Regions from separate parts of the Homo sapiens genome. Here region 1 is linked to region 2. Evidence: chromatin loops called from intact Hi-C (ENCODE). Cell type or tissue: breast epithelium. All regions are shown on one strand. Links, peaks and the distances in the headings refer to the core of each region. The heading gives the core; the rest is flanking DNA.

Evidence for each region. Hi-C counts contacts between places; a loop is a spot of excess contacts. Peaks named below come from ENCODE experiments on the same cell type or tissue, not always from the same donor. Only the 100,000 strongest peaks of a DNase experiment are listed, where the experiment ranks them.
Region 1: it touches region 2 in a loop (9-fold over the local background); 6 of 110 quality-filtered maps call a loop at or near these places.

Annotation. Positions count from the first base shown.
Region 1 is chr15:36,998,440-37,013,936 of GRCh38, forward strand. All of the region lies in intron 8 of MEIS2 (Meis homeobox 2), which reads right to left. Among named protein-coding and RNA genes, the nearest start is that of MIR8063, 33 kb to the left of the region's middle. In breast epithelium, for the core only: no CTCF peak of the experiment used is centred there; no DNase peak of the experiment used is centred there.
Region 2 is chr15:37,101,724-37,117,220 of GRCh38, forward strand. LOC124903465 (a long non-coding RNA gene) reads left to right here. Exons shown (of 2, transcript XR_007064581.1): 2 at 1-8,261. Among named protein-coding and RNA genes, the nearest start is that of MEIS2, 8.9 kb to the left of the region's middle. RefSeq lists silencers at 57-196, 8,645-8,694 and an enhancer at 4,872-5,413. In breast epithelium, for the core only: no CTCF peak of the experiment used is centred there; a DNase peak (open chromatin) is centred at 9,250; H3K4me3 peaks cover 2,026 bases; H3K27ac peaks cover 2,500 bases.

The DNA.
Region 1 (15,497 bases), core at 7,870-10,369, 100 kb before region 2:
CAAACTCATGGACTCAAGTGATCCTTCCACCTCAGCCTCCCAAAGTGCTGAGATTACAGACATGAGCCCCAGTGCCTGGCTAAGGCTTTTCTTTTTCTTCCAAATCATTCCATGCTTACTGTCAGCTAAAATCTCTCCTCTGTTACATAGCTCCTGTCTTATATTTGTATAATTAAATTATGGTACTTAAACACTCTTTACATTTATCTTCTTTACAGTTTCATCTGGTTAGGTTGGCCCATTGTTTCAACCCATTCCAAACTATTTTCGGCCATAAGAAAGACGCTAAGGACTTCATAAACTGCTTGAAGCGTACTGCTCTGAGGGCTTCCGTATTACGCCAAACGTTTCATTCATGCAAGAGCCCTGTGAGGTAGAGATTCCCCTCCTAACTTAGTTGATGAAACTAAGCCTGGAAGATTAAGCAAATTGCTGATGGTCACACTCCAAGTGCTGGCTGAAACCAAGATTCAAATCTTAAGCATTCTAACTATACATGACTAGTTCTTGCCATTCTTCTGTGCTCTTTCTTAGGATTTCTTTGGATTCTGTTTCTGACATTTAACACGTTGGCTCTTTCTTCATCTTCAGGTAGAGTTATCAGTGTCCTCAATCAATTCATCATTTTGAAAATAATTGCGTATAACTGGCCTGAAGACAAAGCCAATTGAGCTCAGGTGCTAGCAATCTCTTTGTGCTGTCTTTCATTACAAAGCCATCCAACGAAACTCTCACTGGCCAGTAATTTTTCATTATGCTCACAAGGACATTGTTGGCTCATTTATTTAATATATAGAGTGTCTACTATATGCTAGGATCAGTGTCAGACACTGGGCATACAGCAAGGAACCAAACTGACATGGTCATCACGACAACCTTGTCAGAGGTCAAGATAGGTCTGGTTTAATTTACTCATAGTAAACCATGCTGACTCTTAGTGATCAATGCTTCCTCTTAGTATGGAAGGAACTGCCACAATGACACTTAGTTTGCCTGCCTAGGGGATGAAAATTAGTACTGAGCCCAGCAAAATGAGCAAGGTAAGGGCATGCAGAACAGTGCCATTAAGAGTGATGCTGCTCTGAGAATCATAGGCTCCAGCCTATGGTAGCAACTTGACCCATCCTGCAGGGAGTTTTCATTTTTAAGAACACAGGGCCAAGTTTTCATGTTTCCAGCTGCATGACAAGTATCTCCTTTTCCCTGTAACCATTCACTGACAACAAACGCACTTTTCCGAAGGCAAACACCTACAGAATTTGCTTAGAAGATAGTCTGTGAAAACTGATCAAAGTGAAATTTGAAAGATAACTGTGGAAAATAATTTAGCTTCCATTTATTGAGCAGCTATTATGTGCTTGGCACTGCATTTCACACTTTTATTTATTTTAGTCCTCATAGTAAGCCTACTGGGAGTGTAATTTTTAAACTCCTCATTTAAAATTTTTAACATGCTTTTTACACATGAGAAAATGGATGCTTGGAGTGATCATGGCACACAACTGGCAAGTCAAAGAGTCACCAGGCCTAGAACTGACTCCAAAAGCAATGTTCTTCCTACCTCCCACATGGAAACAAGTTGTACCCTTTTTATCTTTGAGTTATTAATATTCCAGCAAGGAAGAGTTTAAAATATCAGGAGAAAACAAAAGAGCAAATCTGGCGTGATAGCTAAGGCAATCACCTCATTATTATAGCCAATAATTTCTTTAGGCCTCAGTGTCTCAATTGGTTGAATCAATTAATAGGACCTATGTATCACAAGGTCATAATTAAGAATGACTACAAAGAGGTTTTTTGAGAAACAGAAGATTAGGGCTGCTGCTTTTAGGAGCCACTCTACTTCCTTCACTGTCTGCTTGATGGTATTTGAACTAAGCTAAATAGAAAATAAGGTCTTTACATCCTAATAAGGACTGGAGGTCTCTTTACCACCATTACCCAAGCTTGCCAGCCTCAACTGCAGTGAGAAGATTTACTCTTCATCTTTCTGCAACCACAACCCCTACACTGAAAATGGCCAAGCTTTTCATGTTTCCCAAGGAGCAAACCCCAGTCTTGATACTACTTGAAGATGATCTTACTACTTAAATGAAATAACCAAAGTCAAAATGAGCTTCCCCTTTTTTTCTCCTCTTCGTATCGCTAATTGTATTTACTCCCACCCACTGTCAGAGAAAGAGCCATTCTTCCACGTTGCCAAGGCTATTCTTCCTATGTGTGCCTTTGATTTTCCCCCACTTATTTTTCCCATCAATTTGCCCATATTCTCCCATCCCTTGAATTTTCAATCTCTTCACTTCTACCAGATCCTTTCTTCTTGTTTACAAACGTGCATGAGCATACCGTATTCTTTAAAAGAAGAGAAGCAAAAAACAAGCAACTTTTCTCAGCTCCGCTCCCTGCCCCCTCCCAAGCTAGGATCCTCTCTATTTTCACAGGTCTTGAAAGAAAAGTCCACTTCCGGACCCCCCACTCTGTCCTTCCCTTCTTGCAATCTGGCTTCTGCCCTTGTCACTCCACTGAGACTCTACAGACCGAAAGGTCACCAATGACTTCCTCACGACCAAATTCATTGGTATTTTCTCCCTTTGGTCCCCTCACCCTTCTCTGTCGACCTTGATCTGTTGATTATGCATTTCTTTTGCATTAACATTTATTTAGCAACTACCTGATGCCAATCACAGGGCTATACTGGGGGCTCAGGCTTCAAGTAATCTTTCATGACTAAGAGAAGAAGTATTTTCTCACTTATCTTCTTAGTTCTCTAGTATCTTCTTGGGCCTCTCTAGCTGCTGCCATTCCTAAGTATACTTTCCCAAGGATCTATCCTTGGCCCTCTTCTCTAGAGTCCTCAGTAACAATCTCACCACTTCAGCTACTACCTTGGACCCTTGAGAATCAGAGGCTGATTCTAAATCTCTTCCTACTCCAGCCCTTTAGTTCTGCATTTCAAATGCCTGGTACATGCTCATATACTGGACTCTCATTTTCTCATAAACCTACTCCTGTTTTATTTATTTGAATAGTTACTGGCATTCTAATATAGTCAGGCCCAAAACCCTAGCAGTATGTTGGATTGCTTCCCCCTCTTTCCCTGTTCACCACACTTAGATTGCCAGAATATGCAGATTCTTCCTCCAGACTATTTCTCATACTTATCTCCTCACTTCCATTTCCATTGCCCTAAGGTAGAAACTCATTAGCTTACACTTAGATCAGGCTTTTGCAACCTTTAGTCATTCCCCTAAGGCCTTCAAGATTTGGGAAATATGGGCAGATCACATGCACTATATTATTTATTTAATATTTTAAATTTACTTGACCTACATTGTTTTCTTTAGATTCATCCATGGCAATAGTTTATAGAATAAGAGGTTCGATATACAAATTATATTTTTAAATATGTACTTAAACCTATGTTATTATTAAAATCTGAATAGCACTTAGATTTGCCATACGTGCCACAAACCGTACATCATCCGTACTTTGTGAAACACTTATTTTTATTACACAAAAGCCTTGTAATGAGTATTCTATCTCATTTTTTTTGGCATTTCAACCCATCTGATTAAACTTTTCCAAACTAATTGTTCTGAATTATAACAATATTCTGTCTGTTTCTTGCTCAAAAACTCATTCTCCACCCAATTATATCTGAAATCCTTAACCAATGTGGTCTCTAGTCTGAATAGACCTGCCCTCCCAACATCATTTCCTGTTGCTCAGGCAGCCTTATCTCAGCCTTGATGGAAGCAATGCCTGCTAATCACTGCTTCCCATACATTCCCTGCACCGTCCTGCTGGCTCCAGCCCCCACCCCCACCCCATCACCTGCCTTCAAAGTTCTCCCTCCTCCTCCCCGCTTCTGCAGCCTCCTTAAAACATCTACTAATTTCTTCAGCTGGAAGTAATCTTTCCTTCCTCCAACTCCCATAGCCCTGTACCCATAGTTTTCTTTTGACACTTTTCACTTTTTACTTTTAATTTATGTTACATATTCACATTTTATCTCTCCTACATGTGTTTAAATTTCTTGAGGGCAGGCTGGGTTCTGACTCATCTTTGCATCCTCCTTTCACTTAGTGAAGTACTTGCCCGCAGAAGGAAAATAAAGACCACTAAATATTGGTGAATAAATGAATATACGGTCAGGCAACATTTTGGTTTAAGTGATTTTGATTAGTTTCCTCATCTAGTAGCATTTTTTTCTTAATAATTCATCTGTATTTTAGTGGTAGGGATTAATGAAGGGGGTGAAGGAGCTTCGTATATTTCACATCTTGGCCCACTTTTTCTTACATTTACTTTCATTTAAACGAGACAATGAAATAGATGTAATGAAGTATTTCCATTATATAGTTGCACAGGAAAGGAGGCTGTTTGGAGTGAAAACTAAAGTTTTTATTCTTTTTATTTTATTTGCTTTCAATTGGAAGATTTCTAAGAAGACAGTGCTACAACAAAATTTGTTTTATTTTTAAATTTATTAAGTGCACTGTTTTTATCAGAGCCATCCTCCCAATACCTAAGTAATATGGAAAGTCTATAAAACCATGTCTCCTGGAGGGCTCACTTACCTCCACAAAGATTTTTCCTTGAATGACTGACCACAGCTGCAGGACAGCCTTGAGCATTTAGTTTGGCACCCACAGAGGGAGCCCAGAGCAAACCAACCTGCTGCACAGTGAGACAGAAACACCCTCTGATTATTCTGCCCTTTTAGCAGAGACCCTCCCTCTAGCCTAAATGGACCTGCACATTCTGATTTCACTGGGCCATAGACTCTGCCATAGACTCTGTGTGATACTCCAGAAAATACTTCTCAGAAAGCTGAAAGCTTTGCATTCATCAGACACTCACTTTTGCTCAAATATGATATGAATAAGTCTTCCAGGGTAAACAACAACAACAACAACAACAAAAACACCACTGGCTAAATTTTCTGTTTTAAAATTGTCAATATTTTAGACTTCATACATTTTGATTTTTTTTAAATTTAGAAGAGAGGGAAGGCAAAGTAAAAAAAAAATCAATAAAAGGCAAGAGTTCTGTCACTTAGATACGAACATGTTGGACTCCATATGACACTTGCTGTAGCCATTAGTGAGAAATTAGTAGTTCTTACTAATATCAACAGGCCATTTTATGTACTAAGAAGTGGTCCTGACTTTTGAAATCTTCTTCTTTCTCCAAATTTCTTCCTAAAATATTGTTCCCCATGATACAGTGTGCTATAGACTGAATGTTTCTGTCTTTCCCAAATTCATATTTGGGGGTTGAAATTCTAACCCCCAATGTGAGGATATTAGGAAGTGGGGCCTTCCAGTAGGTGATTAGGTCATGAGGATGGAGCTCTCACAAATGGGATTAGTGCCTTTATAAAAGAGACCCTGGAGAGCTCCCTCACCCCTTCTGCCATATGAGGACATATTGAGACGGCTGTCTCTACACCGGGAAGTAAGCCGTCACCAGACACTGAATTTGCCAGCACCATCATCTTGGACTTCCCAGCCTCCAGGACTGTGAGAAATAAATGTCTGTTGTTTATAAACTGAATAGTTTATGGTATTTTGTTACAGCAGCCAAAAATGACTGAGATGAAATGTAAATGAGCAATTAAAATTTCCTTAACTGACATGAGAAATCTCAGGTTGGCTTTTGGGCCTCCACAACTACTGGATGACTTTAATTGTTGGTCATGCCTAGCAGTTTCTACTTACCATTCCAAAGCTAAAAACAGGGAAAAAAATACTTTTAAACAGGTTATGAAGTGCTCTTCCTGTACTCAAGAGAAATAATTATCTATACCAAAATCTTAGGATAACTAAGGGCTTTTCTTGCTCAGAGAGCACGTGAACTTGATAATTCTCTGCTAATAAGTGCTGCCATCTTGAATACAGTGCTAGAATCAGAATTCTAGCAATAAATTTCAACTGTGATGTTCAAGCACAAAACAGCCTGAGCAGGTGAGGCCCTTCATTGCTGTAGGCATTATCAGCCAATTCTCCAGGAAAAGGAAAATAATCTTCTATGATGTCAGGAAACGTCATAGACTCACAGAATAATAGAACTGGAAATGGCCTCAATAGATGATTCTGTTACACGTGTCAGCATGCCCCATGTGCCCCATGTGCTTCAGATTGAGCTGCTTGCTCTTTGTACACGTCCACATCTCTGCCTCAAGGCCTGTCATTAGCACTCTTGATACCGCAGACTGATAGTACCCATGGAGATTCCAGAACAAGACCCAGACTTGGTCAGACAAAGCCCAGCAGGATCCCTTGCATAACACTAAGATCATGCCTTGGTAGGCTTTGAGCCACATCAGCCAACAAAACACTACATGGCAGATAATGTTCCATCAAGATTATAATCTAGTGTTACAATCAAGATTATGAGGCATGTTCCCAACACAAAGAAAAGATAAATGTTTGAGGTGATGGATATCCCAATTATCCTGATTTGATCCTAACACATTGTATGCATGTACCAAAATACCACATGTACTTCCCCCAAATATGTACAATTATGATATACCAATTTTAAAAACACAAGAAAAAAGATTATGGGGCAGAGAAAGTCATGTTGGAGCCTCTGGTTGATTTTACCTGATGTTCTAAAAAATTCCAATTCATAAAAACCATGTTGAAACATCTACTATCAAAAGCTTATTTAACTTGCCTTTTCAACATCATGGCTACATGAGCACACTGTGAAAGAAGTCATGTTCATTAACGCATGCCCTCACCATGATGTTATCCAGCCACTCCTGGTGAAAGTGAGTTTTTCTGTAAGTTCGTAATGAAATATAAAGCTGATTAGAAAAGTCAAAGGACATTTTTAGGAGAAAGAGTAAGATGATAAAAAACGAATATGAGAAAAGTGAACAGTGGGACTTCAGCAGGGAGTCAGTTGCTCAGTTGACTTAACTGAAAGCACGAATGGAACAATCTAGGTCTCCAGTGAATCCTCTGAGGAGCTCAAAGCTTTCAGGTGTGGTGGCAGCAACACCTCCCTCCAGGGACCAGCATGTCACAGTACCATTCCTGCTGACGCACCACCATCCAGACATTATTTACTAACTAGTTTACTGCATTCTGTAGGCCAGTCCTACCCATCATGATGGAACTTTTTTTTTTGAGATAAGGTCTCCCTCTGTCAACCAGGCTGAGTGCAGTAGCGTGATCTCTGCTCACTGCAGCCTCCGGGCTCAAGAGATCCTCCGCCTCTCAGCCTCCCAAGTTGCTTGGACTACAGATGTGCACCACCATGTCCACCTAATTTTTGTATTTTTTTTGTAGAGAGGAGGCGTTGTCATGTTGCCCAGGCTGGTCTCAAACTTCTGAGCTCAAGTCATCCGCCCTCCTTGGCTTCCCAAAGTCCTGGGATTACAGGTGTACGCCACTGGGCCCATGATGTAACTTTTGACAATGAGTTCCCAACACTAATTTGATTCCTATAGAAGAGGAATTTAACGGCATGACAAGTTATTTCTACGTATGTAAGTGAATGAATCTATTACACATCTCTCAATGAAATGGGGGGTTCTGTAAAGCACTTAAAGATCCTTTGGGAGGTGGAGTACTGAATCATTTTTATTGTTATACAATTACTTATAATCTTCTTCCCTTGTTCTAAGTATTTGTTTACATAAACTCTGAAACAAATAAATCTTGCCTGTGCATAATACACATTTTTTTTGCACTATTTGGACCACTGATTTTTCCATTTATTTAATTTTTTGAATGCTGACTTTTGATAGTGATTCAGCATTGCTACTGTTTTTCATACCATAAAAAATCATTAAACTGTTGACAGAAGTAAAGATAATTAGCTATAAATAATTCCCAAATTAAGCCATGGCCTGGCAGTATCTCTTTCCCTCTGAAGGATACAGAATGTTTGGGTATCGTAACCATATAAATTAATTTCACTTTATGCAAATGGTTACAATTTCTATTATCTGGAGAAATTAAGATGTCAGCTTTTCTAACACTTTCAGGGGTGTGACCTTATATCTTCTCCATCACAGCTTGATCCATGGTCTATAAACTATATTGTTCACCTTCAATCTATGCAAGTCTACTTTAAATCACTCCTTCCTTCATTACCTATCTTGTCCCTGTTCTCTACTCACAAATATTTGATAGCTATATGCGTCTCTTAATCACTAGGGCTAGTGCCAATGAAATTTTTTCCTCAAAAATCTTCCCTCTTACAACTGACGTAGCTCACTAGAGATGCAGAACTGTTCGTTGTTCACCTGACAAAAACTTAACTTGCTTCTTCATGGATAAGCCAATAACCATGTTAAATGCCTGAATAAAAGTAAAAACAAACTCCTGTTGGCTAAGTTTTTAAAGCCATTCTGTTGTAGCTTCATGAAAACATGTACTGCTTCATGTACTCTTTCCAGGCCAGACCCAGTTTTGAATGTATCTTTTTTAGAAGGAAGGGGTTGGAAATTGTTAAATATATATGAAAAGACTAAATCTGTGTGTCTTACACTGATAGCCGAGGTTGTAGGATCGTCTGCCACCTTTTACTAGCTGAGTAAGTCTAGACGAATATATTTAATCTCTCTGGGCATTATGTACTTGCTTAACATGTGAAATGAGAATAATAACAGTGTATAAGGCTGACAGTAAGGAATTAAACCTCTTTTGAGCATCCTTCCAACTTTAAGGATGGGTCCAATTTGTCTGAGGGCAATCCGATTTCCTTGCCAGTGTGACCAACTTCTGGCCCACATGAAAAGACTTTTGCTAGAGGCTTCTGGGAAGCCTAGCTCTCAAAAGAGATCCAGCCAGGTATATTAGAGCACAGCTGTAATCTCAGCTATCCAGGAGGCGGAGGTGGGAGGATCAATGGAAGCCAGGGGTTCAAGACCAGTCTGCGCAACATAGCAAGGTCCCATCTCAATAAATAAATAAATAAATAAGAAAGAAAGAAAAAGAGAATTCACAAGAAGCCACTTGGACCTGAATAAAGTGGCCTGTAGCCCTGGCAGTCATGTTACAACTATGCAGAAACCCTCCCTGAGGGTGGTGCCGGCATGTGAACAAAGAGCAGCAGAGACACCCTGGGTCTCTGGGGACATGACTGAACCACTGACTCTTGGAGTCCACCATACCACACACCTTGGAACTTCCTCACTATCCTTTAAGCCAGTTTGTGAAATATTTTTCTGTTATTTTAAGGCAAAAACATTCTAACTAACACAGCTTCCCATCACCTTTTTGTGAATACACACTTGGGGACCACTGATTTAGAAAATTCTCTGTTCCTCATTCTGATTCTTTAAAACTTCAATTTTAAAAACGCCATCTAAGATTAATGTCCATAAGCCTTTGCTATGTTAATAAAGAGGCAGTTGGTATTTTTGATAAATATCCTTGATGTTTCATCAGTATGCTAACACCTAGAATAATGTTGTCTGCAAGAGGTCTGCAGACCTCTAGAAAACAACTTTTCAATATATAGCAAAACTTAATGATTTTAAAACCTAACATTCTCCTCTTCATGTAAGAAATACAAGGGTAGGCTGAAACGTCTGCTATCAATAAGGATACCTTTTTAAAAATGTTAAATCGAACGCAGAGAATTAAACAGTAGAAAAGTATTCATTTTAATGCTACCATTATCCTGAATATAGCCGGTCAATGAAAGAATGTTTAAAGAATATTTCAATTTTTTTCCACTAGATTATTTTTAGTTTAATCACCAACTGCCTACAGATTATCTAGCTGGCTTGCTAACTATAGTTATATTCGCTCTAGGACAATGAACTTGGCGTTACATTTTTGACTGATTTATAAATTAGTAATAAAATCAACCCAATTTAATAAACCCAATGTTTTTAAAATGTATTTCTACCTATTTCCCATAGTTGGAAGTTTTGCATTTGTTCTCAAGTTTCACCAATGACCTTTGAACCATTTTCATGGATTTGTAAATGAGTGTAGGTGAGTAAAAGCCAGCAAAGATAAAACACAAAATGAAGTCTGCCATTTGAGATCTTTCACAAGAGTCACTTTCCTTTCAGAAAATTTATTCATTTAAGTCTTCTTATTTCTATAATAAGTCACCTCCTCAATTTTCCTATAATATTTTAAGTACACGAAAAGTTGAGTGGGATCTTTAGATAAAGACTTTCACTCACTTTAATATACTGTCAAAGTGATTTTTAAATATTTCAGAAAGTTTTTAACTGCTAAAAGGTAAAAGTTTGCCATTTGCTAGAAAATTATCAAAACTATTTTAGCTTATTTGGAGCAGGCATTAAAGTTATTGATTTGGGGGGAAAAAGAAAGAGCTAAGTATTTTTAAGTGAAGCATCACATAAGTGCCAGAACGCATTATAGGAACAAACATAAGAAACGACATTTTGTGCTGCACATATTTAGGTATAAAGGAGAATTTTCAGGCTGAGAATAAAGCAGAATGGAACCCTAAACCAGTAAACATATCTCCCCCCTCTTAAATTATCACTTTTTTCCATTGATTGAATTCCTTAAGATAACCCATAAAAGTATGGTCTCTGTGACCATAAGAATTAAAATAAGGGTCAGGCGTGGTGGCTTACGCCTGTAATCCCAGCACTTTGGGAGGCCGAGGCGGGCAGATCACAAGGTCAGGAGATAGAGACCATCCTGGCTAACACGGTGAAACCCTGTCTCTACTAAAAATACAAAAAATTAACCAGGCGTGGTGGCGGGCGCCTATAGTCCCAGCTACTCGGGAGGCTGAGGCAAGAGAATGGCATGAACCTGGGAGGCGGAGCTTGCAGTGAGCCGAGATCGCGCCACTGCACTCCAGCCTGGGCGACAGAGCGAGACTCCGTCTCAAAAAAAAATAAAAAATAAAAAAAAATAAGATGTCAACTTGAGCATAAACCCAATATAAATTTGGTCTCATCTTCACATTAATACATTTGGGGTTCAGGTTTGTTTTGTTTTGGGTTGGAAATATTTATTTCATTGACAAACAATTCCAGAGTGCAAACATTTGTCCTGTTAAGCTGAAGCCAATGTTTATTTTAGCACTGCTAGGATACCTAAGTGTTGTGTAAATGGGAAAATACTGGCTGGAGAAACATTTACACAAAAGATTGTGTCTATTAAGACAATGAAAGTGTTTTAAAATATATCCTTTGGAGTGAGTTTATGGCAATGAAGAATTACGCTTCAAATATTATGAAGTCATTCAATTTGGAAAAAGTATTCTAGAAACTTGCTTCCTAGTCTCTCTGATACTTCACAAAATTATCCTTGGAAAATTTAAAGATTTCTTCACTTCTTCAGTCTGCTATTGACAAGGATCTGGAGATTGAAAAGGAGGGTCTGAAAAAAATTGATTTGGGTACAAAAAATATAAATGAATGTTGACAATTCTAACATGTGTCTACATAGATACACAGAGTAAATATGGATATGAATTAAAAAACTAAATCAGTTAAACTAGCACCTAATGTATTTAGTGGTTGTTCAATAAAAGCAGAATAAGTGAATAAATGAATAAGAACATTGAATTAATGTCCTTACAGTTAATGGAGGTAAGGGAGACACACCCCATTTGATGTGTTCTAACCCATGCTTTTCACAGCCTGAAAAATAATCCTGGAAAGCACTGTGGGTTTTTTTTGTTTTGTTTTGTTTTGTTTTGAGACAGAATCTTGTTCTGTTGCCCAGGCTGGAGTGCAGTGGCGCGATCTCGGCTCACTGCAAGCTCTGCATCCTGGGTTCACGCCATTCTCCTGCCTCAGCCTCCCGAGTAGCTGGGACTACAGGCACCCACCACCACACCTGGCTAATTTTTTGTATTTTTAGTAGAGACGGGGTTTCACCATGTTAGCCAGGATGGTCTGGATCTCCTGACCTCATGATCCGCCCATCTTGGCCTCCCAAAGTGCTGAGATTACAGGCATGAGCCACCACGCCCGGCCTATTTCTTTGTTTTCAGACAGGGTCTCCCTCTGTACCCCAGGCTGGAGTGCAGTGACATGATCTTGGCTCACTGCAACCTGTGCCTCCTGGGCTCAAGAGATCCTCACCCCTAAGCCTCTGGAGTAACTGGGACTACAGACGCATGCCACCATGCCTTCCTAATTTTTTTTGGTAGACAGAGGGTTTCACCATATTGCTCAGGCTGGCCCTCGAACTCCTGGGCTCAAGCAATCCACCCCCATCGGCCTCCGCCAGTGCTGGGATTGCAGGTTTGAGCCACGGCACCCGGCCAAAAGCACTGTTTTAGATGAATCTCCAAAGCTCCTTAGCGTTATTCAGATCAGCTGTTTAAAATGAATTTTAAAACTTAATTGAATGGGGGTTGAGGGTGGATTTATTGCTGATCTAGCTTTATCTCTTGCTCCTTCCAAACTCACATTCACATCTCTACTTCCCTCACCCAAGAAAAATGTCTAATTCACAATATTAATTGCACCCAAAATGATTTAGGGAGCATAAGACAAATCAGGTCCAAGTTCACAAACACCGTCATTCTTATCATATCTCCTTTTGCCCATCTCTCTGTATTTAGCTTCAGGTTTAGCCACTGTTCTCCAAATGAAACAAAACAATAGTCTATTGCTCCTTACGAAGACATGACAGGGAAAGATTTATTGAACTGGAATGTACCTGAAATGTCATGTAGTCTATAGACCGTCCTCCAGATGAACACATGTAAATAGCTCTGTATGTAAGTATATTTTGGGTTAGGGATATTATATCACACAGAGTAAAAGCTCACTTACTAAATTTAGATACGTAACTTTTCAAAGTAGTTATCTCTTGTCTCCACACAAAATTCAGTCATGCAAATCTTATTCATTTCCCAATTTGTCACCTTCAATGATGACCAATTTCAGATGCAGTTGAATTATATAAGAGTTGCTTGGATATAAGTCCAAGATAGTTGAAATTTTCCAGGATAGTTAATTATACGCAGACATTTCAAAATAGAAAAATGAAGTTCTTTATTAAGATACAAATGTATATAGATGCAGAGTCCAAAAGAATTAGCTTTCTTGATTAATGAAAGTGTGTATTACTGATAATATGATAGAAACTGAAAAAGAGACATGTGCGTTGTCAGTAGCTGCATTTGACTTAAATTCTGTGAGCAATATGAAAAAAGATTATGTTTACAGACCAGCATCTATCAGTGGTTTTTTTTTTTTTTTTTTTTTTTTTTTTTTGAGATGGAGTCTCATTCTGTCACCCAGGCTGGAGTGCAGTGGCCTGATCTCGGCTCACTGCAACCTCTGCCTCCCAGGTTCAAGCAATTCTTTTGTCTCAGCCTCCTGAGTAGCTGGGATTACAGGCGTGTACCACCACACCTGGCTAATTTTTGTATTTTTAGTAGAGATGGGGTTTCATCATGTTGGTCAGGCTAGTCTGGAACTCCTGACCTCGTGATCTGCCCACCTCAGTCTCCTAAAGTGCTGGGATTACAGGTGTGAGGCACTGCGCCCGGTGGTGGTTTTACAGTCCATAGATCCCTATGTGAATAAAGATAGTTGTGGCTTGATTCATTGCCATATGTTTATTAATACCAGGTTTTACCTTAGGCTATTGGTTACAAACCTGTGTAGCAGTTTTTATTCAAGACAGATTAACACTCCTGACAGAGGGATCTACTCATTGATGCAGTTTTGTGGCATCAACACAATTAACTTTCCTTCATTGCACATCAGTGGCATGTTAAGTTTTTCCTAACAACCTCTACGGATGCATATAATCTCATCACAATATATGAAGCATGTCCAATAAAAGGAACATTGATGGGTACTTTGGTTCAATATAGCAGCAAGATTTTATAGAGGCTGGACCAAAGCAGGTGAAATTTGATCATTAAAACATCTCCTTGTTCCTCAGTCCTTTCCCAGTGGTATGGCCATGTTAGAAACCATAGATTGCTAAGAAAGAAGTGAATGAAGAGATGCACTATTTGTTTGCAAAGAAAGCATGCTTCCGTTTTTATCACTAACTGAACCTCAGAATCTAATCATGCATCCTATTCATAGGCCTGTTACAAAGTAGTCCACAGGTGACGTGTGCCCACAAAAAGGTCCCATGAATTTCACTGAGAAAATGTTACAATTCTTCCCCTATTTTGCATAGGTTCTACCTTACCACACTTTGCTTGTTTGTGTGTATACATGCATGTGTGTGCATCTATATACGGCCTATTTTACATATATTTGTAATATCAATATGCTACCTAGGGTACTACTATATGGCCATTTTTGCCAGCATGCTAGTTAAGATTGCCCTAATGTGTACAAATTCAATTACATTAAATTCTTTATTAGAATATCTTTAAATAATTTACTATAAATCTAATTTGGATTTGCAAGTCATTGACTATATTTTTCAGGTGTACATATGAAAGGTTAGAATAATATTTTTTCAATGTGGCTTTTTTTGGCACTTTAGGTATATATTACAGTATATAAATTTGTCTACCAATGTTTACCTCCTGCAAATGCATATTTCAATCTCAGTGACCCTAAAAGCTTGACAGTATTTGGGTTTTAAAAGGCATGAAATTATTTAAACAGAAAAAAAGAAGGATGAGTTCTGGAGGAGGGGACCACACAAGAACGCAAGTCAAAATGTTGATTCTTCTTCCCTAGGACTCTAGAGGTAGTGATGAGAGAAAGGAAACTGGCTTGGAAGATTTCATGGAGTCCAGGAGAATCCTTCCACTGAGAGTGCCAGATGGCACCTTACAGCAAAGCTCAGCCTGGATGTGAGAATAAGGCCTGAAGAAACGAGAGAGAAAGGATCTTACTTCTGAGGAACACAGAAGAGCAGAAGAGAGGAGAGGAAAAAAGATGATTTTAAGGCCAGGCACCGTGGCTCACACCTGTAATCCCAGCACTTTAGGAGGCCGAGGTGGATGGATCACCTGAAGTCAGAAGTTCAAGACTAGCCTGACCAACATGGTGAAACCCCGTCTCTACTAAACATACAAAAAATTAGCTGGGCATGGTGGTGGGCGCCTGTAATCCCAGCTACTCCAGAGACTGAGGCAGGAGAATCACTTGAACCCAGGAGGCAGAGATTGCAGTCAGCCGAGGTCACGCCTTTGTACTCCAGCCTGGGCAACAAGAGCAAAACTCCAACTCAAAAAAAAAAATTATATATATATATAATATTGCTAATATATTACATATATATATAATACATATATATATTCTAGGAGGAACTCAAACAGCTCAATGAATTCAGAGCTTTGGCAATGAAATAAAATTAACAACTACCACTCCTTATAACAACTTCTGGGTTAAGCAAAATAGAAATGACTATACCCATTTTACAACTGAAGAAACTGAAGCTCAGAGAGGTGAAACAACTTGTCCATTTAACCTGGTTTCTTAACTGGACTAACCTGGGACTGATATTCCTGGCTTACTCCTCTTTCCAGTATAAGCAGGCCACCTTACAGTATACTTGTGACAGTAGAGACAACATTTCTGTAACTTCACACTT
Region 2 (15,497 bases), core at 7,935-10,434:
TCACCTCTGCGCGGCTGGTTTCCCGGCGGCCGCGCGTCAATCACTACGAGCCCGGAGTTGGGGGCGGAGCCACGGTCACCCCGCGCAAGCCTTGCCGCCCAGCAGCCCCCATGCCCCTCGGCCCCTTGTGGCGCGGCCGGGCGGACAGGCGCTGGAAGCGCGTCCTCTCCCCAACTTCTCGCTCTCGCCCTCCCAGTCCCTGGCCCAGAGAGTGGAAAGCGGACTGTTGTTCTCCAACAGCCGCATCCCTCCCCAACTTTGAACCCATTCTGAGAAGTGGAGAGTAGTGTCTTCCGCGAGCCGCGTCTAACCGACTTTCCCGCGGAGGGAGGGTGGGATGGGGGAGGTTGATTAGAGAGAATAAAGTACTCTGTGTGTGTGTTGTGTGTGAGAGAGAGAGAGAGAGAGCGAGAGAGAGCGGGGAGGAGGGCGGGTGGGAGGGCTCTTTTTTTTGGCCCCCGTTCCATGTTCCCTGCTTCACTGTAAGCTTTCGAGCAACAGAAACTAGGCTAAGATTGCAGCCTGCAGAGACTCCAAGCGGAGTCGGAGAAATTTGGCCTCGTTTTAATAGGGCTGAGGAATGAACTCCGGAGGTCAATAAAGCCCTCCAAAAATGATGAATGATTGAGCACCTGTGATGATGATAGTGATTACCAGAGCAATTAAACAGTTTGATTAAATGAGCCATCATAACAATGATGTCTGCGGGAAATCGGCCCTCACATATAAAGAAAGATAGTGCGAAGGGGCTGGCAGAGGCGCGGATAGCGCGACGCCAGGGAGAGGGGCTGCGGGCCGCGAGGTTTCTGCCCAATGGCCCGAGCAGGGACGGCCAGACTCACGGAGCTTCAGGGAGGAGAGTGTAGCCCAGGTTTTCAGCCACTCTTTTTTGCCGGGCTTCAAGCCTGCTAGAGCCGACGGGTAGGAAATCTGAAGGTTGGGGGGAGGGTACTTCCTCCACGTCCTCTTTTTTTTCCTAGAAGAACTCCAAGATTAAAAGTATCCTTATTTGTTGCTGAGTTGCTCGTCGACATTTAAGAGAAGGTGAGTAAAAAAGAAAAGAAGATGAAAGAGAAAAGAAAAAGTTGGTCTCCAGAATTTTATTTCAATCGACAGTTACGCGAATTCAGTTTAGCCGGGACCGGGAGGTTTGAGAGTGCGGCGGGGTGGGGAGGGGAAAAAAACAAAAACGCTGCGGAGCGTTTTCGACTTTGCAAAGCTGTTGATGTTGGTGGGTCCAAGTTCCCGGTGCAGCGCCGCTGGCTGAGAAATTTGTACTCAGTTTTTACTCTTCTAATTATTCTTAAATTCAATTTAAGAATTTAAGTTTATCGTCGCCAATAGGATTATTGTTGTTTTAAATGTCTTGTTCAATAAGTGCCAGTTACGTTTCTTTTTAAAAGAAATTCCTCAGTGTCCTTGATAAACCTTTTTTTGTAAAGATCAACTTCATGCGGAACCTCTGCCTTGCAGGGTTTAAACATTCAACATTGCTACCTTCTGTTTCTTTTTCTGTTTTTATAGTGATACTGTAAAGTGAGTTAGCATCTCTATAGCTTTCATTTAGAAAAACTTAAGTCGCATTTTTAGAAAAATATTCCTTCCCTTGCAGTGTGAGTAAAAACAACTCAGACAGATTGATGATTTCTATATTTTCTTTTCTTTCTTTATCTTCTTTTTCTTTTTTTCTTTTCTTTTCTTTTTTTTTCTTTTTTTTTGAGACGGAGTCTCGCTTTGTCGCCCAGGCTGGAGTGCAATGGCGCGATCTCGGCTCACTGCAACCTCCGCCTCCCGGGTTCAAGCGATTCTCCTGCCTCAGCCTCTTGAGTAGCTGGGATTACAGGGGCGCGCCACCACGCCCGGCTAATTTTTTGTGTCTTTAATAGAGACGGGGGTTTCACCATATTGGCCAGGCTGGTCTCGAACTCCTGACCTCCTGATCCACCCGCCGCGGCCTCTCAAAGTGCTCGAATTACAGGCGTGAGCCATCGCACCCGGCCGATTTCTATGTTTTCAAACAATTGTAAGCTAATAATGAGTTGATTATCTGGTGATAATCTTGGGTTTTACAAAAAAAGAAAAGTTTAAACTTTATTTTCATGTGTTTTTATCAGATGCAGAAGGCATTTTTAACCTTAACGCCTTTCTCTGTCTCTCTCTTTCATATTCTTAACTTCTTTTGCATTTTATTGAATACATTAAAGCAAACAACAGGAACAATATGGTTAGGTGTAGGAGGGAGAGAGAAATATGACATTTTAAGATATTGTCAAAAAGTCATATTTAACTTCAACGACTTTTAGTTAAAAAAGTGTGAGAGTGTTGAAAGTGCATTCCTACTGGAGGAAATCTATGTCTTTTTAAAATTTGCCAGTTGTCTCAGGGGAGAACCCAGAATTTCTTTGAACGAAAGAGATCTTACTGATCTAGTTGCATGTCACTTATGAAACTGTTAGTTTAAAATAGCAGTCCTAGTGTAGTGGATTACACATGAGGAGATCAAGTTGGAGTCGATTCAAGGTATTGGTTCTTGGTCAGTCTGCTGAATTCAAAACACTATTACCTTTAATCAGCAACTTGCGGGTGTTTTATTAATAGAGCTGAAAAAGGCTCATCTAACATATAAGAATTTCCTGGTTTCCCTCATCCCCAATTTTCCAGTCCAATAGAAGCGATTCCAAAGGAGTAGGGTACCCGCACTTACTGATTTCCATCCTGGTGGCATTTTGCTAATGCCCCATTGTCAGCGTTGGCACTCCCACCCAGGCTTCCAGGCTCATCTGCTCTCCCATATTTGGGGTGAAAGGAAAGTAGGTGGGGCAGGCCCGGGAGACAGGCACGAAATGGGGGTCGCAGGAGGTGGCACACACCTCCGTCAACAGTCAGCTCCTTCTGCCCAGGCTGGAAATGGTTTTAACAGGCGGTAAAATTTCATCTTGCGGTGTCAAATTGGGGTCATTTTGGGGTTAGAGTTCTCAGTGTCCGAGAGGAGCTGTCCAGCTGCGTGGGGACTCATTAACTGCAAAAGATCTGTTTCAGTAAAAACAATTCAAAGACAATCAGAAGGCTAAAGACCCTCTACAAATCGCATTTTACAAGTGCCCCAGAACAAATATGGATGGTGAAACCTATTTCTTCAGAATCCCAAATCAGCTACTTAGCTCTGGAGTGGGGGTGGGGGTACTGCATAAAAAAGAGGTGAAAAGGAGGGGACCAAGCGGGTGGGGACCAGTGGAAGGGGGAATCGGGCCTCTCAAATTTAAGAGTCTGTTTTTAATCACCTCTTTCTTATTGAAGCAGCCCCAAGAGTTCTGAAAACTGCTACTTTTCTATTTTTCATTTTCTTTTTTTGAGCCAACATGGAATGCTATTATAGGTAACATTTAAGATTTAAAAGGAATAATTGAATTCCACTATAGTCCCTTAATTTGAAGGGCATTGGCTTTATGGGGAGTGTTTAATTTGAACCAAGAATTTATGAACCCAGACTCTAGGTGAATTTGCCCACACTCCTTAAGGAGCTTGTGTAGCTGTTTCTTTTTCTTTTCCTTGAAAGTTATAGCTTCTTAGCACAGATAACTTCAAATTCCTCAGAACTGAGAAGTCCAAAGTGTTAATCTGTGTATTAAAATCGCCAGGTTTAAATCCTTTTTGTCTTCTTACAACAGTTAGAACAATTGACGCCTTGCTAGAGAAGCAAATAAGTCCAACCTTAATCTTATCTGTAACTTTATTTAATGTTTTGATTTGGAATATTTTGGATTAAGCATATCTTTAAAAACTCTGTAAGGTTAATTTTTATTCCGGGAGGGAAGTTCTCTTTACTGATTTTGAAAAAAGACATGAATTATTACTTTGATTTTCAAAAATTCCTTCAGGTAAAAGGAAAATTCAGGTTTAAAATGAGAAGCTAGATATGTGAAATGCCAGAGATTTTAGGATAAAACCAAGTCAATACTTAAAAGTAAAGTATCATTTGAAAGAAATTTTATTTCTTGCATTACTGAACTGAGCAAGTAACAGTGATCAAAAATATGTTATTCTCTCTCCATCTCTCTCTCTCTCTGGACTCCACTTCTGTCACTAGGTCTTCTCTTTCCATCCCCAGCACTTTTCTTTGGGTTCTGAATGACACAGTGATTTTTTTTTTTTGTAGTCTAGTTATTTTCTCCAAGCGTCTCAGAGTATTTCTAAATTGTTATTCAAGGAGTTTGATTTCAGCCCTGCAGAAACAGCCCTGAGCCCAGCATCGCTGGGACAAAGGCAGAAGGGGCTATCTTCTGTTCAAGACCTGCTGGCTGACAGTTGGAATTTTTGATATATATTTTATTTGGCGTTTCCAATAACGTGTTTGTCTTTCCCTCTCCACCCCTTGCAGCCATCTATTACTTTTAAAACATCCCTTCTCCATAAACATCGGCTCATCCTTGTGAACTATTCTTGACCTTCCCAGCAGTGTAACCAGCAGCTCTGAAAGTTGGCCTAGAAATAATTCCACTGGCTTCCTTACCTGTTAACTTTACTCACTCTTCCTAGCTGGGATCAACAGAAGGAAGGGGACTTTTTTGTTTGCTTTTGTTGTTGTTGGTGGTGGTGGTGGTGGTGGTGGTGGTTTTTGGTTCTTTGGTCCTTTTCCCACTTAAACTTTCTATAATGATTTATTCTCCGCCTCCTCCCATTAATAACGTTTAAGCACCCCACACTTTATTTTTTAAATAAAATGGAGTAAAATTATTATACTTTTTTCCTTTATGCCCCCTTTTCTTTTATTTCTCCCAATTTTAGGGGCTTCACCATCTCATAGAAAGGACTTCAATAAATAGCCCTCTAGCGCTATCTGGCGGGGCTCCAAACACGACGTGCGCTTGCTCTCACTGTTTCTTCCTCCTTCCCGCGCTCTCTTCTTTCCTCTCTTTCTTCCTCTCTCCTGCTTTTTCTCTCGTCTCTTCCGCTCGATTGTTTTCCTCTTTTTTTCTGTCCTCCTGCGGCCTCTTGTCTAGTTCCTACCCCTACTTCAGCGCAGGCGGCTTGGAAAGCCCCGGCCAGAGGCTAGTAACTCTCGCAAGTGGGAGATGCTCTGGCGACGGATCTCTCTTTTCTGATCCCTCCTCCCCCTTACCCAGCGCGGATCACACACATCCTTTGCCTTTGATTAGCATCTTAAAGTTGCTTAGCGTGCCGCTTAAGTCCCAGCGTCTCAGCTGGCGGTGGTTTGGAGAGGCTTAAAACTGCATTCATGAAGTTTGGAGGAAAGAAATCAGACACTGGAATTCAGGGCTAGGAGCCCAGCTCAGTTTTAGGTCAGAAGGCCGAGTCTCAGTGCGAGATTGAGGAAGGGTCGGGGCTTAACGGGGGAGGTGGGGGTGGCGGGGGGGGGAACAGCACGGCGCGGCGCCTAGCCTGCGAGATGGAGTCGGAGTGGGGGTGCGAGCGGTCCTCCACCGCCTCTGCCCGATCCGTACCTCACAATGGACTGCTCGAGTTTGTATCTAGGCCTGTCCAGGATTGTTTACTCCTTCAATTAATCAGCTTTATCTCTTTTCCCCCTCCCCCCACCTCCACCAAATCTGGAGAGGAGTGGGAAAGAACTGGAAAACTCACAGGGCAAAGAGAGAAAGCCAACAGTCATAGTGCGGGAGGAGGCACGCCTGGGATGCAATACCCAACAGTCTCCTCCCTGCTTTCCTGCAATTTGCAGGTCATTGTCTTTCTTATTTGTAGCTTTTTTTTTTTTTCTTCAGTAGCCGGTAAACAATCGAACGCCGGGTAGGGAGGTCAGAGGGGATGGGGCTGTGGGAGAGATTCTACTCAGGCTAGGTGCTTTAGATTTGGACCTGGCTGTGTCCCTACTTTATTAAAATTCTCATGTGGCGCGCGCTGTCTTCTCTCTTCTCTCTCTCTCTCTCTCACACACACACGCACATACACACACAGCCCGAGAGAAATTTCCAATCTTTGAGCAAATCTCTTCCATCTAGTCCTTGAAACAGAGGAAAGGACATGGGACCTGAAGGAGAGTTATGATTGAATTTTCTAAAATTTAGTTTTGACATTGCAAAGTAAAAGTGAGGACCGTATTCCCAATACAGACCCAGAGGGTGGTTATTTCAGGTGAGGGGACCTCAGCCTGTGACGTCTATGATCAACCAGACAAAGACCCCTTCCTAAATCTGAAGTCCCACCCCCACCCGTGGCAAACATGGAATACAAGGGAGGGGAAGGATGGCACAATAGTGGGTTCTGTTTTCCAAGAACTGCCCCCCACCTCCATTGCAGAAGGAAAAAAAAGCACGGTTCGGGTGTAATTAATTGGGGACTGTTATTAGGTCATCATTAGCCAAGGTACAAATAATAGCAGCACATTTTTACTTAAAATTGACCAGCCCCAGAGTGATAGATCGATTTGGAGTATAAAAAGATGTATCAAAACATCAATGTCGATTATTTGAAATATTGTAGTCGAATTTTTTTTATTGCTTCATCGGTTAAGTGTCTGAAAATGCAGTGTTCAAACATATATTTATGTTGTCAATACTGTCAGAACTGTCAGTTTTACTATACTGGATTTGTACTATATTTCAAATATGCTAATTTACATAAAATGCCCACCCTAGGATTCCCCCCCTACACCCACCCCATCTCTGGAAAATCCGTGTCAGTTTCTTCAAAGGATTCAGCAATCTTTGCCTAAGCTAAAGTGTGCACTACCTCTTTTACTCAATTTTCCACATCGGATTACATGTCTTTTTCACCATCTCTAACTTTCAAAGAGATCCTTCTTCCTTTCTCCCCAATTCTGCCTACTCTAACCTCTTCTTCAAAATAGTACTGAGGCACTTGGAAAGCTTCGAATTTAAATATCCACATCCCAGCTCCAAATATACCATTGGAGTAAAAAAACGGAAAAACTGGACTTGAGTGTACTTGGCCGCACTCGGGTAAACCAGGCTTCACCAGGTAGACGTTCTCATACCGTAAGGGTCCATCATCAAATTACCTGGCAGATTGAAATCTTCCAGGGAAAATGAATTTGGAAATGTAAACACCTTTTCTTTCTTTTTACTTAAAAGCCTCGATGGTAGAAAAAGAAATAATACTTATAAATGATCGGCACGTTTTAACTTTAAAAGCTTTTGAACTCAAGTGAAAGACACACGTTGGAAACAGAATTGATAGTTTTAATTCTACCCATTTTCACCTGGCACATCAGATCAGTGGCAATCATTTATTTTATGGGGTGTGGAGGGGAAAGGGATAGAAAGCGGATAGAAAGCTAGAATCCACTGAAGTCCCTGTCCTAAAAATCTCAGAGAAATTAAAGACTTATTGAAACACAAACATTCCATCGCTCCATACTCTCCGTCCAGATGAATTGAAACTTATAAATCCACGCTCTCCCCAATTTTATGTTTTTTATTTATTTTTTTTCAGGGTTTGATAGGAAAGATACCCAAGTCTGATAGGGAAGACAGGGCCACTTCTGGACTAGCTGTGAGGATGTGTTTTCATTTCCATAACACTGAAGCACTTTCTGTAAACCTTTTGATGTACTTAAATAAGTCTATTTGGACATTTAAAGAAGCTACACATACAAACATAGCTTGGCTTTTTGCCGTCAATCCCAGCATTAAAAAAACATTCATAATCTAACTGAGAAGCTCTTTCATACCCATCCTTCTTTCAAATAAGTAAATAAATAAAGAAATAGAAGTGCAAACCAAAGAAAGTTTCCAGCGTGCATCTGTACGTCTTCGTGTGCGAGTTTATAAACAACTTCCAGTCGGTACTTGGGTGTTACCTCCCTCCTGCCACACACCCCAAGGCAGAGGCATCGAGGGATCGCCCCCAGAGAGCTGTGTTTACTTAGCTTGTTTTAAAAAAAATCTCGCCGCCATGTATGACAAGTGTTACTGCAAGAAATTCATCAGCCTTCTACAGATACTTCCAGTTTTGCTGTAATGATCTGCAGAAGAGAACTGCCATCACTTTCTCACATCCCAAGGTGTTGCAGGAACTCAGAGAGAGGGGAGAGTGGCTGAAACGCTTAATTACCGGAGGCGAAGGAGGGGCGCGCGGGGGACCGAAGGAGAGGGGAGTGAAGAAGGAAGGTCCTTTACCAGGCTTGTACCTGGAGAAAGCTTTGAATCGCTTCTCTGCTATATTTGGAAAAGGTATGCTTGCTTTTTAAAAAAATGCCTTTAGGGCAAAGTGATACCCTTGTGTAATAATTAACTCAGACAATAAAAATAATTGGAAAATCAGTTGGAATTTCTGAGTTTTTAATTACGTTTAATTTCGTACTAAGCCGTAAAATTACGAATGCCCCTCAATTAAACACTCTCCTCTTGTAAAGCGTTTAACAACAATTATTCCTTAATCAGTCTGAATGTGAGTCACAAATGGTGCTTTTCCACATCAAAGAGACGTCCTTCCACGTTACCTTTTAGTCATAAGTAAGAGGATTAATTCCTATAATTAGAGGGATAAATATGTGCATAAATATATCTCTCACCCTCTCCTTAAAAAACAAAACAAAACACTTTCACTCTGTGTGATACGTGGCCGGCTATGGTAGGGTAAGTGTTTGTAATCGTCTGCCTCTGCCCGGCATCCCTTTGCTGACGGGTGACTGGAACGGAGGAGACGCCGCGCGAAGCGCAGGGCCCCAGAGGGACACATGCACAGAGGCGCACACACGGGTCAGGCAGGAGGCGCAGAGTTCGGGGGCCCGGGACTCCACCAATTCCAGTGCGATCCTCCCCAGACAATAACCCACCTCCCACCTTGGCCCTGCCCAGCGCAGCAAGACAGTTGTCTCCCTGTCGGTCTGCTTGTCCAGAAGAGCGGGGTCCCTGCCCTAAGCCCCAGCTCCAGCTTGACTCTTCAGGCTACAAATAAAAATTGAGCGTGACCTTTTAAAACTCCAGTGTGAATATCTCATTTACCTAATGACTTTATGTCACCTAGGAAGAAGGTCAATTTCCTCTTAACCTTTTCCCCGCTGCTGCAGTAAGCATTCTTCCCTAATCAATGGTGGCTGGAATAATCAATTCCCATTTTATGATCGCTGACAAACTCAATCTCAGGGCGGGGTGTGAGAGCTGGGGGTGAGCTGGCTCGGGCCGGGACAGAGGTCTCTCTGCGTACGCCCCGCTCCGCCCGGCGCCAAGGGAAGCCGCTGTCTCTTCCGTCGAGTTCTGAGACCTTGGCAAACTTCCCTCCCCCAACCGCCGGCGTGACTTCTGAGTTGTCACTAATCCGAACCTGATATTCACCAGAGCTCCTTCGGTCACCGACAACGCTCCCCGCTGCTGCCGCGGCCTCCCGCCCGCCCTCCTCGGCGTGTTTTCATTTCTAAGTCTACGGGCAGGGATTGCCCCGACCCAGTGTGTGTGTGCGTGTGTGTGTGTGCGTGGTTTCATTTACATTTTAAAAATCATTTTTGCGTTCTTCAGCGTGGATCTCAGCACTTTCCCTGTGTCTCAGGCCGACTAACTTTGCATAAACAAAGCAACAACCGAAGCTCATAGTGGGTGAAATCTTGCGGGGAAATGAAGGCAACCTGGTGGAGTTCGATCTCTCTCTCTCTCTCTCTCTCTCTCTCTCTCTCTCTCTCCCTCTCTCTCTCTCCCTCCTCTCTCTCTCCCTTCCCCACATTTCTTCCTCTTCTTTTACCTTCTTCCTCCACTCCCCCCTCCACCCCAAATTCAGCTATCCTAAACCATAGGTTTATCAGATACCACTTCCTCCTCTTTTTAAATTCTTCAGACCTGCCCCAGTCTGGGGAAATTACTGGGCAAATTACTAGATCAGAGCTATTTTGAAAGCTAATTTGGGGTAAACTCACCGTTCCTTATCTTTGCAGGGTTTAAATATGAGCCGCTCTCTGGTTCTAATCCCTCATAAAGTAGAAATTGACTTTTACACATGCAGGGCCTATTTGAAGGGGGGAGGTCTCTTAACACTGGTTCACCACGGGTCACTGGAAACTTCTCCCCCTTATTCCACCCTAATCCCGTTTTCACTCACTACCAAGACACTGAAGCCGCTGATGATTAAAGCAATCTCAAAAGTCTTGCTTAGCTAGGGTTCAATGGCAGGGAAATCATTTTCCTCAAAAAAAGACGTTCTGTAGCCAGGTTTTTGAAGATTTCCTATGAAGAGTCAATCTCTCAATACTGTATTACCCAGTTAGTTAAAAGGGAACCCCAAACTGAACTTTCTCTCCCAGAGCGCACTCTCAGGCCTGCCTTGCCTATGGGGATAATCTTTAAAAAGGTAATCAAACCATTCCTTTTCTTCATTCACAGATCCTCTTTACTTGTAGGCAGACATTCTGCTAAAATCGGAAAGTTTTCCAAATAATCAAAAACAAACATATAACTCTTCCACTTTTTATCCTTCACTCTGGTGTAAAAAGCAAACAAACAAAAAGGGCCTTTGAGTTCGAGGGGAGGGATATCTGGGCCACTGTTCACCCATGAAAGCTTCCTACATCCTGTTAGTAATGAAGATGGCAAATCATGGCACTTGCCTGAAACTTTCAGGTTCCATTCTTGCATTGAGCCTCAAGGTGCTAGAGTGTGAGGGGCAGTGAGAACATGCCAGGTTCAGGACCTGACCTGGGACAGAAGCACTGAGTTCTCAGTATTGTCATTTTCCTCTTGCTTCATACCAGGAAGTAGTTTTGCAACTCACACTGAGTTAGATTCGAGATTTAAACGGTTGTCGAAGGTTGGTCCAGCCCTGAGTCACAATTTATAACACCCTGGCTTTTAGAAGATTTGCCTCATATTCCCAACAACTGAGTTACAGACCATCTTAGACTACAACCTGTTTGTAGGCCAAAAAGTGCTTGTACATACAGGAAGAGTTTCCCATTACTAAGAGTACTGAATGGGTTTTTTAAATCTCTATTTGACAGAGGAGCAGACAGATTGGGGATAGGGCCCTTGACCTCAGATAATTACTTCAGTCGTCCCTCTTCAGCAAATTTAATTCTCACGCAAAGAGTAATTAACAACCTCTGACTATTCTATGAGAATTTCCTTTCCTTTTCTTATCTTAAGGACCCTCATAGGAATATTGAAGAATATGTTTAATGGTAGTTTTTAGTTTCACTGCATTTAAACATTTTGCCTTCTGCTCACTTCTTCCATAGTCTACTGGAACACATTTAACAGAGTCTTGGGCTGTGTTCTGACTCCAGCACATGAAATTGGAAAATCCAGTCATCAATTTACTGCCCTTCCTACTCTCCACCTTGACCCCAAGCAAAGCTATTCACTAGACAACTCTTCGTCAATGGAAAATTCCTTAAGTTTGCTTAATGAGGAGAGAATGTCAGAAGAAAGAAAAAATTTTAATAGTAAAAAATGCCATTCTCTCCTTTTGACTGCCTGACAACTTTGTCTCTACAAGTGTCTCATTCAGGGTTACAAATCAAAATTACATGTCAGGATACAAGCCACAGTATTGGAACAGGAAGAATGAGCACACAGACCACTAGCTTTTCAAAGGCGACTGAGGTCTCTGCAAGGCTCATGTCCTAAATGGAGAGACATCTTATTCAAACATCTCTAAGGGAGAGGGTTGAATCAGATCACTTCTGAGGCTGTTTTTAACCCTAGAAAGACAAAAAGGGACTCCAAGGGCTAAAAAGCCATCAAGAGCTCAGGCTCTGGAGTCTGACGGGAAGGGGCTGAATACTAGGTCTGGCCTGTGCTGATTGTGAACTCTTAGTAGTCACCTGACTCCTCTAAACTCTACTAACCTCATGCATAAACTCAGCATAACAATGGTTGATATTACTGGACACATTTGTCAGCCCCTGCAGGTCCACCCTTTACTTTCCCCCTCCTGGTTTGTGCCCCTGAAGGCTGGTACGGATGGTTTTAGAATGGCCCTTGTTTCCTCTTGGGCTTGCCTAGAGTGGGCAGAGCGAGGTCTGGGTGCTGATTCCCAGGGTCCCTGAGGGCTGGCTGCATTCCAGCCACAGCTCAAGCAGTCTTCTTCCCAGAGTTCCATTTCTGGATTTAGGTAACAATGTCCTTCTCCAGTACTAGCCTTGGGGCAGTGTACTGTCCCTCGTGGTTTCCTAACACCCTGCTCACACCTTTTTAATAAAGTTCCTTTATTAAGCTCTCCTCAAATTACCCAATTTGATGTGTACCATCTGTTTCCTGCTGGACCTTGACTGATACACCTTATAAACGTGTTTAGAGGATTAAAATTAAATGAGATAATGCATGTAAAGCACATAGTGCAGTTCTTTGCATATAGTAAAAGCTTAATAAATAGAGCTTTTATTTATTTTTACAATTATCATTTTGTGCAACCCTTTCATTTTATATAGGAGGAAATGGAAACTCAGAACTGTTAGGAGAAGCATTCAAAGTCTAATTAACTGAAGGTAGTAACAATCCTGGGACCAAATCCCTGAACTGCCTGCTTGAAGTTCATTGTTCTTCCCTCTGCATCTTGTTGAGCAAAACAGATGAGAAAGGAGGGAACTCTTATTTTCATAGATGTTGGAAAAAGGGTTAGACGAGCTAGAGGCAGAGGTGTAGGAGGTAATAAGCATTTTCCATGTATCATTGGGCTTGTCCCTGCTAAATTACTGCTGAAATAAAGGAATGCCATTGCAATTTAGAATCCAGTGATTTCAATAACAATAAAATGGGTATGTAACAGGGGGCGCAATGTATGCTTGACAGGTTAAAAACAAATTTATGAACATATAATTTGAAGTTTTATCAGGAGGCATAATAATGTTTTAAGACTATATAGGGTACACTGAAATTAATTTTTAAATAAAGGCTGATTTTTGGATTAGCAGTGTAGAAGTATGAGCTTTATAATTCTTTAAAATATAATACTCTGCTGTGAACTCATATAGAACCAGAACACTGAATCCTGAGCCAGAGATGTTCTGTAATGTAATAGCATTAATAACTGGATAGAAAATATTCAATCACTAATTCCTACATCCATTCAGTCGTTCAAATAGATATTCATTAAGCTTGCAATATTCTCTAGGTGCTTTTATGAGTGTTGACATATAAAGATTAATTAAATATATTCTCAGCTTCAATGGGTTTTTAGAGGAAAACAGAGGCAGGCGTATAAAAAGATTTTGGTATGAACAAAAGTAGAAATATACCTAGGCTACTATGGGAGACTTAAAGAGATTGAGTGGGGTACGGGGAATTGAGAGTAGAAGAGGCTTTCTTAGGTCAGAACTAAGTCTTTGCAAGAGTCATGTGTTTCATTTCAATTACATTTTAGCCTTCTATATTCTTCCAAATTATCAATGATACTAATGAATTAAGATTTAGCTTTTATTAGTATATACATTAGTAATAAAACCAAAAAAGCACATACAATATTGCATTACTTTTTACTGTAGGAGGTTGGCTGAGGTATATGTGGAAACAGAAACATTTAAATAAATTTTCCCTTGGTGACTAGAGTGTATGATAAGAAAAGTAGAATAAACTTCAAAGGTGATATTATACAGAGACTCACTTGAAAAATGCCATCTTCAGAGATTTCATTCATGTACTTTACCAATTGTGTCTTATTTGTATAATGAATTGGACCAGGCTTATTTGAGATATAGATATACAGTTTGAAAACTAAGTCGGAACGTATTTGTGAAGAAGAAACATGAAGTAGGGCCATTTGTTTTAGGACCTAGGATGCATTCATATACAATTGAACATACTAATAAATAGAACACAATTTAAGCAGGTTATTTGTTTTTACACAGTCTTTACAAAATTGGTTATTTCTCTCTCAACGTTAATTGATGCCTAAGTATAATTTACCATGGTAATGCTGCTAAATATTTGTGAATCTTTGTTGAAGTTCAAACTACAAAATTACATTATCTTGGCTAATTCTCATTCAGGTTGCTCTTGTCCACTTACCCTGATCATCCCCACTTGGTCCACTGTTTTCTTGTCCACCTCATATCCCCAAATCCATTCCCACTCACATTGTGTGTGTGTGTGCACGTGTGTGTGTGTATGCACACGTATATGTCCGTTTTAGCCACCCACATCTATGGCTACAATGTGGAACTGAAAATTACTTTCAACAGCTCAAATGTAGAGATTCAGTTTTTTTAAACCCACTATATTACCCTCTGTTAAATACAAAGGATTCTTTCTTCCTTGTGGCCCTTATTGTGTTTTCTGGTTTCTTGATTATTTTCTGCCAATTCATTAGTCATATCCTGATTTTCTTGATCTTCAACCCACTTTAATAAATGTATTAAACTGTAAACTAATACAATTAATACATGTATCTTTTAATTTGCTTTCCTGTTTTCAAAGTAGTACATATTTACTAAAGACAATGTAGCAGGCCGGGCACAGTGGCTCACGCCTGTAATCCCAGCACTTTAGGAGGCCAAGGCAGGCAGATCACAATGTCAGGAGATCGAGACCATCCTGGCTAACACGGTGAAACCCTGTCTCTACTAAAAATACAAAAATTAGCTGGGTGTGGTGGCGGGCGCCTGTAGTCCCAGCTTCTCAGGAGGCTAAGGTAAGGCAGGAGAATGGCGTGAACCCGGGAGGCAGAGGTTGCAGTGAGCTGAGATCGCGCCACTGCACTACAGACTGGGCAACAGAGTGAGACTCCATCTCAAAAAAAAAAGACAATGTAGCAATGCAGAAAAGATAAAAGGAAAGAAATGACCAATGAGCAAAGTATCCAAATGCAATTGCTGCCAAAATTTTAGTGTATTTTGTGTATTTTTTTAATGCATAATTTCTTACATGTAGTTGTAATTGCACTTTGCATACAATTTGCTCAAGTATTCAAATTCCTTATGACTCTATTTAAATAGATGTCATCAATGAAGTAAAATGGTTTACTTTTTCATTCCACTGTTACTGGGTACTAAGTTTATTTATACATAGTTTTCATTTTTATATGTAATTCTGTAATGAGCATCTTTGGGTATGAAAGTTTTTCAGAATTCAGGATGATTTCTTAGAATGGATCCCTGAAAATAGACCAGAGGATATGAACATATTTAAGTGTGCATCCCAAGGCCTCTCTCACTTTTGAACTTTCTGTCATGACAAAAATTCCTTCCTTTTCATTTTTTGGCTTTCTTCCCCTAGGGTAACCATAATTCTGAATTTTTGGTTAATAGTTTTGCTATGTGTGCATTCCTGAACCATATATATTTAATATAAATTATATGTGATACAATGTTATTGTATATATTATTAATATATTAACCTCTCTCTATATATACACAGTCATGACAATCTCCATATTAATCCCCAGTCATTTTTGGTTCCTCTTGAATAGTCCATTTTTGAGGGAAGAAGTCCTCAGAGTGTGCAGTTCACATCTATGCTCTAAATTCAGTTGTCCTCCTGAAACAATCCATTTTCTGTGGAGACTCATTTCTTTGACAATAACTCATTCTCTTTTCCCCTGCTCTCCCACTGTCCCTCTCTCTATCCATACTTTTC